Linked DNA regions of Homo sapiens: region 1 is linked to region 2. The links are chromatin loops, found by intact Hi-C in ENCODE. Cell type or tissue: heart right ventricle. All regions are shown on one strand. Each heading gives the region's core, and the rest is flanking DNA. Links, peaks and the distances in the headings are about the cores only.

Evidence for each region. Peaks named below come from ENCODE experiments on the same cell type or tissue, not always from the same donor. Only the 100,000 strongest peaks of a DNase experiment are listed, where the experiment ranks them.
Region 1: a loop joins it to region 2, with 3 times the contacts of the local background. A loop is called at or near these places in 96 of 110 quality-filtered maps.

What each region holds. Positions count from the first base shown.
Region 1 is chr2:10,033,313-10,038,684 of GRCh38, reverse strand. It overlaps LOC112268412 (a long non-coding RNA gene), which reads right to left. Exons shown (of 2, transcript XR_002959369.2): 2 at 81-307. Among named protein-coding and RNA genes, the nearest start is that of KLF11-DT, 7.4 kb to the left of the region's middle. RefSeq lists an enhancer at 4,693-5,193. In heart right ventricle, for the core only: a CTCF peak has its summit at 2,493 (motif pointing left); DNase peaks (open chromatin) are centred at 2,015 and 2,314; H3K27ac peaks cover 2,898 bases.
Region 2 is chr2:9,982,013-9,987,384 of GRCh38, reverse strand. It overlaps GRHL1 (grainyhead like transcription factor 1), which reads right to left. Exons shown (of 16, transcript NM_198182.3): 9 at 1,103-1,261. Among named protein-coding and RNA genes, the nearest start is that of GRHL1, 33 kb to the right of the region's middle. In heart right ventricle, for the core only: a CTCF peak has its summit at 2,996; no DNase peak of the experiment used is centred there; H3K4me3 peaks cover 515 bases; H3K27ac peaks cover 3,233 bases.

The DNA of each region.
Region 1 (5,372 bases), core at 285-5,284, 51 kb before region 2:
AGCAACTTCACACAAAGCCACTTTGCTCAGGGGAAAAATCATCATGACGCTGTGTCTGATGTGGTTGAGGTACGAAGGAGGACCAGGTCAGAAGACGTTTATTAAATACCAAAAGTAGGCCAAGTGTCATGCTAGGGGCTAGCTCTTCATGCCTTTTGATTCCCTGATTTCAGCCCCATTTATAGATGAAGTCACTGAGGGACGAGAGGTGAAGCCACTTGCCCGTCATTGTCGGCCAGTGAGTGGAGGGCCCGGGATCCATCCCTCCAGCTCGGGTCCAGTGCTGCTTTGTCCCAGCTGCCTGCCCCTGGAAAAGAGGCTGCTAAGAGCACGTGCTGAGTCCTTGTAAGCTGGCCCAGAGTCGGGGGCTGTGGGCAGCTCCCACCAGGCACAAAAGGGGGTGCTCAGTCCCATCACTCCAGGGAGGGTGAGGAGGCCAGTGCAGTTTGTTCCTGCTGTGGCTGCCATACCCCTCCCCACACTGGACACACCTCCTGCCACGTGGTTCTGGCTGCCTCAGTGGCTGCACTCGGCCTTCTTTCTGTGTCTCCAGGCTGCGCTACAACCTCACTGTGTGATACGTCTTCAAACCTCCCAAGAGGGAGAACCAGGTTGGCTTAGGCTTTTAGGCTCAGAGTAGGGGGGCCACATGGCCCAATCTGCAACTTTTGCCAAAGGAAAGCCCCAGAATGGGGCTATGGGTGTAGTGGGCCCTGAAAGCTTCTTTGAGGACATGGGCACTTGGCAGGGGCCTTGCAGAGGCTGGGCTAGTACAGTCTATGTTGGGGAATGGGACCCCTTGGTGCTCAGGGCTGTGGGACCGTGGAGGAACAGGAGCCACCCTCGGCCCTTCCCATCCCTACTGTTCAGCAGGAAACTGACTCACAAACAATGGTACATCCTATATACCAAGAGCCGTGCTGGCACAGGCGTCGGGGGAAGAGGTGGGACCCGATTACTCGTGTCTGAGGAACTGGTGGGAGGGCTGGTCTGGGACAGTGCCCAAAGAAGACATCATTTGAGCTGGGTGTTAAGGACAGCTAGGAGGTAGCCACCCAGGAAACAGAGGTGCCCTTTTGGTACCAGCTTCATACCTCGTCCGCCTTTGCATTCTCCAGCTCTTGGCACAAGCCCCTCCTATGCGGTGGGTGCCCAGTGAATTGAAATAAGCCTAGGAAGACGCTTAGGCCTTTGTCCAGGCCAGTGGTTCTCCAGCATGAGCCCAGAAGGCGCGTTAAAACACGGATTGCCGGGCCTACCCACTGGCTGCTGACTGAGCAGGTCTTCCTGGGGTCTGTGAATCTGCATGTCTTTTTTTTTTTTTTTTTGAGACGGAGTCTTGCTCTGTTACCCAAGCTGGAATGCAATGGCATCATCTCAGTTCACTGCAACCTCCACTGCCTGGACTCAAGCAATTTTCTCGCCTCAGCCTCCCGAGTAGCTGAGATTACAAATGCCCACCACCATGCCCGGCTAATTTTTGTATTTTTAGTAGAGACAGGAGTTCGCCGTGTTGGCCAGGCTGGTCTCGAACTCCTGACCTCAGGTGATCTGCTGGCCTCGGCTTCCCTAAGTGCTGAGATTACAGGCGTGAGCCACTGCTCCTGGCCAAATATGCATGTCTAATAAGTTCCCAGATGTTGTTGACACCACTGGTCCAGGAATCGCGGCAGTGAGAACCACTGATTTAGTCCAATCTCTGCATCTTACAGAAAGGGAAATGGAGACACAGAGAACAGAAGCAGCCTGTCCTAGTTACTCAAAGTGTGGGCAGAGGAATGACTGGATGCCCTGCCTCCAGACTCACGCTGAGTCCCACCCCGAACCACACTGCAGTGCCACCCTGCCACCTCTTGGACAGAGTGCCCCAGGAGCAGCCCCAGAAGAAAGCCTCAGGAGGCCAGCATGTCTCTGGGCAACAGAACAAACCGCCGACTGGCCTGGGAGGGCAGGCTTCCAAGGGTCCTCGTGGCTACCCAGCCCATCTGCTCAGCCAACTGCTTGCATCTGGGTATGTTGCCAGCCCGACTTCCCCAGTGACCCAGCATAGTGCTGGCACCAGCGCAGACAGGGCAGCAGGGCCAGCCAGGCCAGGAGCTCAAGGCACTGACAGAGTGACCAGTGGAGAAACATCTCACAGGGTGACTTGGTGTGGATCCCTGCGGGGCCTGAGCAGGAATCTGTTGGGATGCTGCTGTCATTCCTGTCCCCTGGGCAGAGCCAGGGGGCACTTACCCAGGTCTCTGCTTAGGCTGATGACTGGTACTGTGTGCCACTCAGCGTTGGAGGTGGGGAGGCCCAAGCCGGCTAGCTTCCTGACTCAGCACAAAAACGAATTTTAACCACTTGAAGGAAATGCCCCGTCTGAGGCAGGCTGGCCTCTGGCTCAGAGCTGAGCACATTGGAACCAGGAGTCACCAGCCTCCCCCAGACAGGCCAGGCCCTCTGCCAGGGGCTTTCCTGGCACCAGGGCACTCATCACCACTGGCTCCTCCTGCTGGCCTGTTCCGTAGCCACAGCAGCTCCCCCTCTGCCCAGGAGCCGCCACCCAGGCTGCAGTCAGTGCCCCTCCCAGGAGTCCTCATGTGGGCATCTCTTCTATTGCTTGGTCAGTTTATACTTGTCTCTGCCCTAAATTGGGGGCTCCAAATCCAAAGACCGTGGAAACCTTTACTGAGTAGGCCCAGTGCAGGCTGAGGCTGATCCTCACCTAGAAACTGGCAAAGCACTTAACCAGGGTGGGCTTAGAAAGAGGCCTCGTGCCCAGGTTGGTCTGCAGCCCCTCCCTGGACACCTTCCTGGCTCAGTGTCACTCATAGATCCATGCTGGGTCTCGTTGGGTCACTCTGGGTCACTCTGCATGGCATGGGGAGCTGAGAGAAGCACAGTCTGCCTGTCTGCAATCATCTGGCACTCACAGTTTGGACGGAATCGTCATTCCTTTCACTAACCCTAGCTGTCCTCTCCCCAGTTTACCACTGCTGTGTGGGAACTTGAAAAAGTGGGTAAAATTAGCCAGGTGTGGTAGTGTGCACTTGTAATCCTAGCTACTTGGAAGGCTGAGGTGGGAGAATCGCTTGAACCCAGGAGGTGGAGGCTGCAGTGAGCCGAGATCACGCCACTGCACTCCAGCCTGGACAACAGAGTGAGACTCCATCTTAAAAAAAATAAAAAAGAAAAAAAGAAAAAGAAAAAGTGGGAGCTGTCGCTCTACTACAAGAAGGACCCCTCTTACTGTTTGATGGTGTTGGGCCATGGCAGGAGGGGGCAAGACCCTGGACTGAACTCACTGAACTCCCTGACTATAGGCTCAACTCCCAGAGGCAGTGATGGACAACCACCTGGGAGTTTGCTGTTTTGCTTTTTTATGCCCATTCACGTGTGGGCTGCTCTTCAGTAAGCAAGTTCCTGTTGGAGCCGGATATGCTGCCAGCCACTGGGCTGGGCACTGGGGAGAGAGGGGTGTGACACAGTTCCTGTGTGACCTTGGGCCAGTAGCTTAACCTCTCTGAGCCTGTTTTCTCATCTGTAAAATGGGGATGGAAACTATAACCACAGGACATCATGGGAGTAAAATGAGATCATGCTCAGAAAAATACTTGACAAAGGTGCCTGCCGATGACTACTAAATAAATGACTTTTTAAAAACTGTCCCTTGGTAAGGAAGCTCACAAGGAAAGTAATGATTATGGTATAGTTCACGAAATGCAAGGAGAAAGCACAGGGATGGAGCTCTCCCTTAGCACATGCCCCAGGGGAGGGGCTCACCTAGCCACTCAGCTTAGAGGGAGGGGACAGGAGATAACGAAAATGCATTGTAAATAAGCAAATGGAAGCAAAGGTACAGTTCTGTACAGAAGAATTGCAAATAATATATGGAGAGAACTCCCCTCCACGAAATGGAGCTTAATTTTCCTCCCCTTGAGTGTGGGCTGGACTTAGTGACACATTTCTAACAAATAAAGTATGGAAAGGGAGATAGCAGCTTTGCCGTGGAGAAACCTTGCAGTCATCATTTCAATCAAGAAACAAGGTTAATATCACCAGTGATAAATTGTGTTGAAATTACCTACTCCTGATATGACATGATGGGAAGGGCCCTTCATCGCCATGTTATTCTTTCCAAAAATGCAGAACTCCAGTTTAATCATGAAAAAAACATCTGACAAACCCAAATGGAGGAACACCCACAAAATGCCTCGTCACTGCTTTTCAAAAGGGCCAAGGTCATGAAAACCGAGAAAGAACTGAGAAACCATCTCACATCGGAGGAGGCACGATGGCTAAATGCACCCCGGTCGCCCTGGACTGGATCCGGAAATAGTAAAAGTGCATTAGTGGAAAACTGGTGAAATCCACCGAAAGTCTGCAGTTGGTGATAGTATTGAATCAATGTTAATCTCATAGTTTTGACAAATGCACCACGGTTACGTACGCGAGACGTTAACATTAGGGGGAACTGCGTGGAGGGTACGTGGTACTGTGTACTATTTTTGCAATTTTTGTTTGTTTGTTTTTGAGATGGAGTTTTGCTTTTGTTGCCCAGGCTGGAGTGCAATGGCGCAATCTTGGCTCACCACAATCTCCGCCTCCCGGGTTCAAGCGATTCTCCTGCCTCAGCCTCCCGAGTAGCTGGGATTACAGGCATGTGCCACCATGCCCAGCTAATTTTGTATTTTTAGTAGAGACGGGGTTTCACCCTGTTGGTCAGGCTGGTCTTGAACTTCCAACCTCAGGTGATCCGCCCACCTCAGCCTCCCAAAGTGCTGGGATTACAGGCATGAGCCGCCGAGTCTGGCCTGTTTGTTTTTTGAGACAGTCTCACTCTGTCACCCAGACTAGAGTGCAATGGTGCAATCTCAGCTCACTGCAGCCTCCACCTCCTGGGTTCAAGCGATTCTCCTTGAGAATCAGTGCCACCCGACTGGAACACATCACCTGGCAGCCCATTCTAGTACAGAGCAACAGCCCCCATGTCCAGGAAGTCTCTCTTTACTTTTGCCAAAGTTGCCTGTGTTATCTGCCCCAAGCCATGCCCCAGAAGTCCTCAAGCTAGGGCTCAGGCCCGCCTTGCTATCTCCCTTTCAGCACCTAGATCAGCTCATTGAGCACGTGGCACCTGCCAGGGAGTCACGCTGAAGCCCATGCCCCCACATCAAGGGTCTGTGAGATGGCAGCCCCAGAGGCTGGCCCAGGGTTCGGGGAGAGGGCCTCTAAGCCCCTCTTCCTCAGGAAGTGCCCCTCACCTTGTCCTGCCCACAGGCAGCAGCAGTGTCGGCCCTGATGGGCTCTGGCATTGGGAAGGGGCAGCGGGAAACAGCTCCTCTGTGCAGCCTCCCCAGGGGCTACCCCACAGCCCCACTCCCCGCCTG
Region 2 (5,372 bases), core at 217-5,216:
CCCAACAAAACGTACTTATCAACCCTTCTAATCTATCAGTTAAAACGTAATTTCAAAAATCTCTACATAATGTGTCTTTGCAAGGCCAAAACAATAATTAAAAGCTATTTTAGGCCAGGCATGGTGGCTCACACCTGTAATCCCAGCACTTTGGGAAGCCAAAGTGGGCGCATCACATGAGGCCAGGAATTCAAGACCAGCCTGGCCAACCTGGCGAAACCCTGTTTCTATACAAAAATTAGCCAGGTGTGGTGGGTGTGCATCTGTAATCCCAGCTACTGGAGAGGCTGAGGCACAAGAATCATTTGAACCCGGGAAGCAGAGGCTGCAGTGAGCCGAGACTGCGCCACTGCACTCCAGCATGGGCGACAGCACCAGACTCTGTCTCAAAAAAAAAAAAAAGCTGTTTTACATTTTGGGAAGCCAAGATGGGAGGATCACTTGAGGACCGGAGTTCAAGACCAGCATGGGAAACATGGCAGGACCCCCATCTCCACAAGAAAATTAAAAATTAGCTGGGTGTGATGGGATGTGCCTGTAGTCCCAACTACTCAGGAGACTGAGTTTGGGGGATCGCTTGAGCCCAGGAGGTTGAGGCTACAGTGAGCAGTGATTGCACCACTAAATTCCAGCCTGGATGACAGAGTGAGACCTCATCTCTGATAAAGGCTGGGCGCGGTGGCTCACACCTGTAATCCTAGCACTGTGGGAGGCTGAGGTGGGCAGATTACCTGAGCTCAGGAGTTGGAGACCAGCCTGGGGAACATGGCGAAACCCTGTCTCTACTAAAAATACAAAAAACTAGCCGGCCGTGGTGGTGTGCACCTGTAATCCCAGCTACTGGGAAGGCTGGGGCACAAGAATTGCTTGAACCCAGAAGGCAGAATTGCAGTGAGCCGAGATTGCACCACTTCACTCCAGCCTGGGAGACAGAGGGAGACTCTGTCTCAACAATAAATAAATAAATAAATAAAAATAATTTTAAAAGTTATTCTATATTAGCAGCTATATTCTCATTTTGACATTAAATATTAAAGAGACCCTGGTCTTTTTCCATGAGTGTGTCTCAAACACTTGTTCCAAGCATCCCTGCCGATCTTACCTTGTCACAGAAGACCTTGATCTGGCAGTAGGCCCGGTGCACAGGCTTGTTGCTGCGGTTGTTGTAACTATAGGTATCAACTTGAATGTTAAGAGGCAACCCCTTCACTCCCTTCTGGGAAGAGAAATCTGTGCTTAAGCAGTTCACAGAGATGAAAACCTGCCAAGGGAAGAGAAGGTTCCATAAGCAACAGGCACCAAGTCAAACCTAGCACAGCTCATGAAAATATTAACATCACTGAAATTACTCAAGTCTATTTTAAATGAGAAGCTCAGCTTCTCATTTTTTAAAAAAGGGTTTTTAAAAAGAGGTGATCAGGGGTTTATTTTAAAACTGCTTTTGGTCATAGAAATAGCAGACCTTAAAGAGGAGGAAGAGTCGGCAGCTCTGAACCTCTGCTTATGTTCCCTTCCAGAATCCCTATTTAATATCAGCTAGGACAGGGGAAGAGGCTGGTTAGCTTTCCTGATGTCATTTTCCAAAGTTACCAATAGCATAGCTCCCTCTGCAGCTGTTCTGTAACTTAGTAAAAACTTCCTAGGAATCCACCTATATTTGCGTTGACACCACCTCTTAGGATAACCTGTAGTACTCTGTGTCCTCATATTTTAGAACTTATGACATCAGTGTTCCTCTAATCCACAATTTTTATAAGATTCCAATAAAGTTCTCTCTCAATCTTTGCCCATGCAGACTAAACAGTCCTCATTTCTTTCCAGTTTGTTCTTATTAACCTTTTGGTTATCAAATCACATTGGGCCCAGTGTTCAAGGGATGATTTGTAATTTACAATTATTTCCATACTCCTTTCTAGGTATGGAAATATCAGTGCAAGGGTCTTTTATTTAAACATAACTGGATTCTTTACATGCCCAGATTAAACCTAAGACAAAAGTGGTAACGTTTGTTAATAGGCTGAGAACTTAACGATCACTAAACACCCAGGAATGTGTTCCTCATTCAAGAAGTTCCACACAGATGTGGTCAAAACTCCCTAGAATAACCCGGGAAGATGTTATGCTGGTGGGTCTATTTCCATGAGAGAAACGAAGAATCCAATTCCTTAAGCAACAGTTCTACTATTCAATCATGAAATTACTTCAGAGAAACTGTCTAAACCAGACTTTGAGCTTCTCAACCCACAGTTTCAAAAGTCTGCTTTCCTATCAGTGCCCAAGCCACCACTTCCCACAGGAGCAATTTTTTTTTTTTTTTTTGAGACAGTCTGGCTCTGTCACCCAGGCTGGAGTGTGGTGGTGTGATCTCAGCTCACTGCAACCTTTGCCTTCTGGATTCAAGCCATGCTCCCACCTCAGCCTTCCAACTAGCTGGGATCACAGGTGTGCGCCACCACGCCCAGGTAATTTTTGTATTTTTTTTTTTTTTAGAGACAGGGTTCCACTATGTTGCCCAGGCTGGTCTCCAACTCCTGAGCTCAAGCAATCCTACCATCTTGGCCTCCCAAAGTGCTGGGATTACAGGCAGGAGCTACCACACTCAGCCCACAAGAACAATATTTAAAGATGACTTCCAAGTGCAGTAGGTTAGCACCGGCTACACTCACTCCAGCTGCTAGCATGTGCCTGAGCAATGCACTAAGCCGGCGAGAACCCATCCAGGGGGATCCCCCACCTTCGAAATGGAAGGCAGGAGATGTCACACCCTTCTCTCCTGGGCTCCAAATCAGTTATCTCCCGCACATTTTCTCAAAAGTTAAAATAAGCTGAGTCACATTATGAATATGACATTGGAAGCTGCTACTTAAGAGGAACCCAGTGTACAGCAAATAAACATGTGCCATTTCCCCACTATTTTTATCACTGTGGATTTTAAAAATGTTTTTGAGCTCCCTTTCAACTAGTTTTAGAATTTACTGCGGATGCATGTGCACCACATAGTGGACATTATTGGAATTACAGTTTTTAAAACTAAGACTGGCCCATTTCAGACCCTTCAACCCCGTGAGCTGACAGGGGAAGATTCCTTCTAGCCCCTGGGTCAACAGCCAAGAATGGGTCCACCACAAGCAGCACTGGGTGTCACTGGCTGAACTAGGGCAGATGGGGAAAAATTTAAGTTATAATGGGGTTGGGGGGCAGCTATAGTAACTTTTTTTTTTTGAGATGAAGTTTTGCTCTTGTTGCCCAGGCTGGAGTGCAATGGCGCAATCTCGGCTCACAGCAACCCTGCAACCTCCGCCTCCCGGGTTCAAGCGATTCTCCTGCCCCAGCCTCCTGGGTAGCCAGGATTACAGGCTTGCACCACCACACCTGGCTAATTTTGTATTTTTAGTAGAGACAGGGTTTCACTATATTGGCCAGGCTGGTCTCGAACTCCTGACCTCATGATCCGCCCACCTCGGCCTCCCAAAGTGCTCAGATTACAGGTGTGAGTCACCACTCCCGGCCACATTTTTTTTTTTAAACACTTCAAGTACAATCTCTAAATCCACAAATCAGAGGTAAGGAGAGTCTGTGGAATGCATTCAGGTTTAAAAAAAAAAAAAGTCCATGCAAACAACTAAGCAAAGTAACCAAACCACCATATATTTTTCAATTTACAACCAATGGAAAATCCGAATTTTTTCTGTCATTCTAGGCCACGTGGCTCAATTCCTAGTTCAAAAACAGCTGCCTGGGAAAGTTCGACTTCATCCTCACGATTCCAGGAAGTGATATTCCCTTTACAAGAAGATTTCACAGTAATCCAACCCGAAACCTAACCTCCCCTTGCTTCCCAGTTTCAAGTTTCTATTCAAAAAAGAAATGAGCAGGGGCCAAATCCCAGGATCGGGGCAAACATGGAGCTTTGGCACAGCTTTGCCCATGCTGGTGTGCATTCATGATGATTTGCAGTCTCTTACTGATATACATTTCTCTCTTATTCTAAAAAATCAATTCTTCCCAAACTTGGCAGTTTTCTAAATGTATTAAAGAAAGTTGACAATGGTCCTAATTCAGCATTAAAAAAAAAATGCTACCTTGCCTAGATAAATACACAAACATCCCAGGAGAAGGTGACAAAGCTGTGAAACGTAAGCACTGCAGGCCAGGAACATGAGAGACAAGAACAGTGGGCCGAAGATGCCAAAGAGAAGATGGGGCCGGTGCTCACGATGCCCCTGCTCTTAGGAAAGGATCCCAGGTAAGAACACAGATGATCAAGGGGATATGCTGGTGTGGAGGGGACATACGTGCCGGGTTTAACCCTCAACCAAAGTCTACAAGGGGAGCCACATGCACAGCCGCTTAGGTCTGAACATCAAAGCATTTGAGCTGGCCCCTAACTAAGCACTGCGACCCAGTGCAAGGGTCCTTACCTGTCAAAGGGCAGGGTGAGTTCGTGGATCTCTAGATGACTACCTCTGGACGTCTATGATTATATACTTATATTGACAAAGGATGAATCCTATATCCATACTGTTTTTACTGGTGACAATAATTTTGTGTAATACATTTACCTATCAACTTTTTATAAGTCATATTAGTTTAAAAATACCAAGTAAGTTGCCAGTTAAAGTCATCACAATAACTACTTATGTAAAACTTAAGAATCTCATACGGCAATGGCTCTCAAAGTGTGATGCCAGGAGCATCAGCACGAGGGAACTTGTTGGAAATGAAGATCCTGGTGCCCACCCCAGACTCACTGAATCCGAAAACTCAGGGAGAGTGAAGCGGGAGGTTAACAAGCTCTCCAGCTAATTCTATGCACACTAAAGTTTCAGAATCCTGTCTGTACAACAGTGCCTCACAACTCTGACTGAATTAGAATCGCCTGGCAGGACTTTAAAACATACGGATGTCAGATGTCCTGGCTACACCCCAGAGATTCTGATTTCATTGTCCTGGAATGGGTTTGAGATGCTGGGACTGTTTTTTTTGGTGCTTCCTACCAAATTCGAGTAATTCGAGTGATTGGCCAAGATAGAAACCACTGCGGTAACGTGATTAGTCTTCTAGCTGCTTATACACTGTGATCCACAAAAGGTCTACCTTGGCTCCAAAACTCTGAGATTATTAAAGCAAGTTCCAATACATGGTTTCCTTTCCTTAAAGAGTTAAGATATTTTTATATGTATTTATATGTATGCCAGCAAGTTTTTAACATTAAACAAAATTTTTACAGAGGCATAGCCCTATCAAATAAGAATATTCATGTAATCAAAAGAAAGATCTAGGTTAAAGCCATTTTGTTCAACCCTGCTATTCAATAAGGTCATGCAAATCCTCAAATACTCAAGAGTTCTTAAGATATTAACCACAAAAAT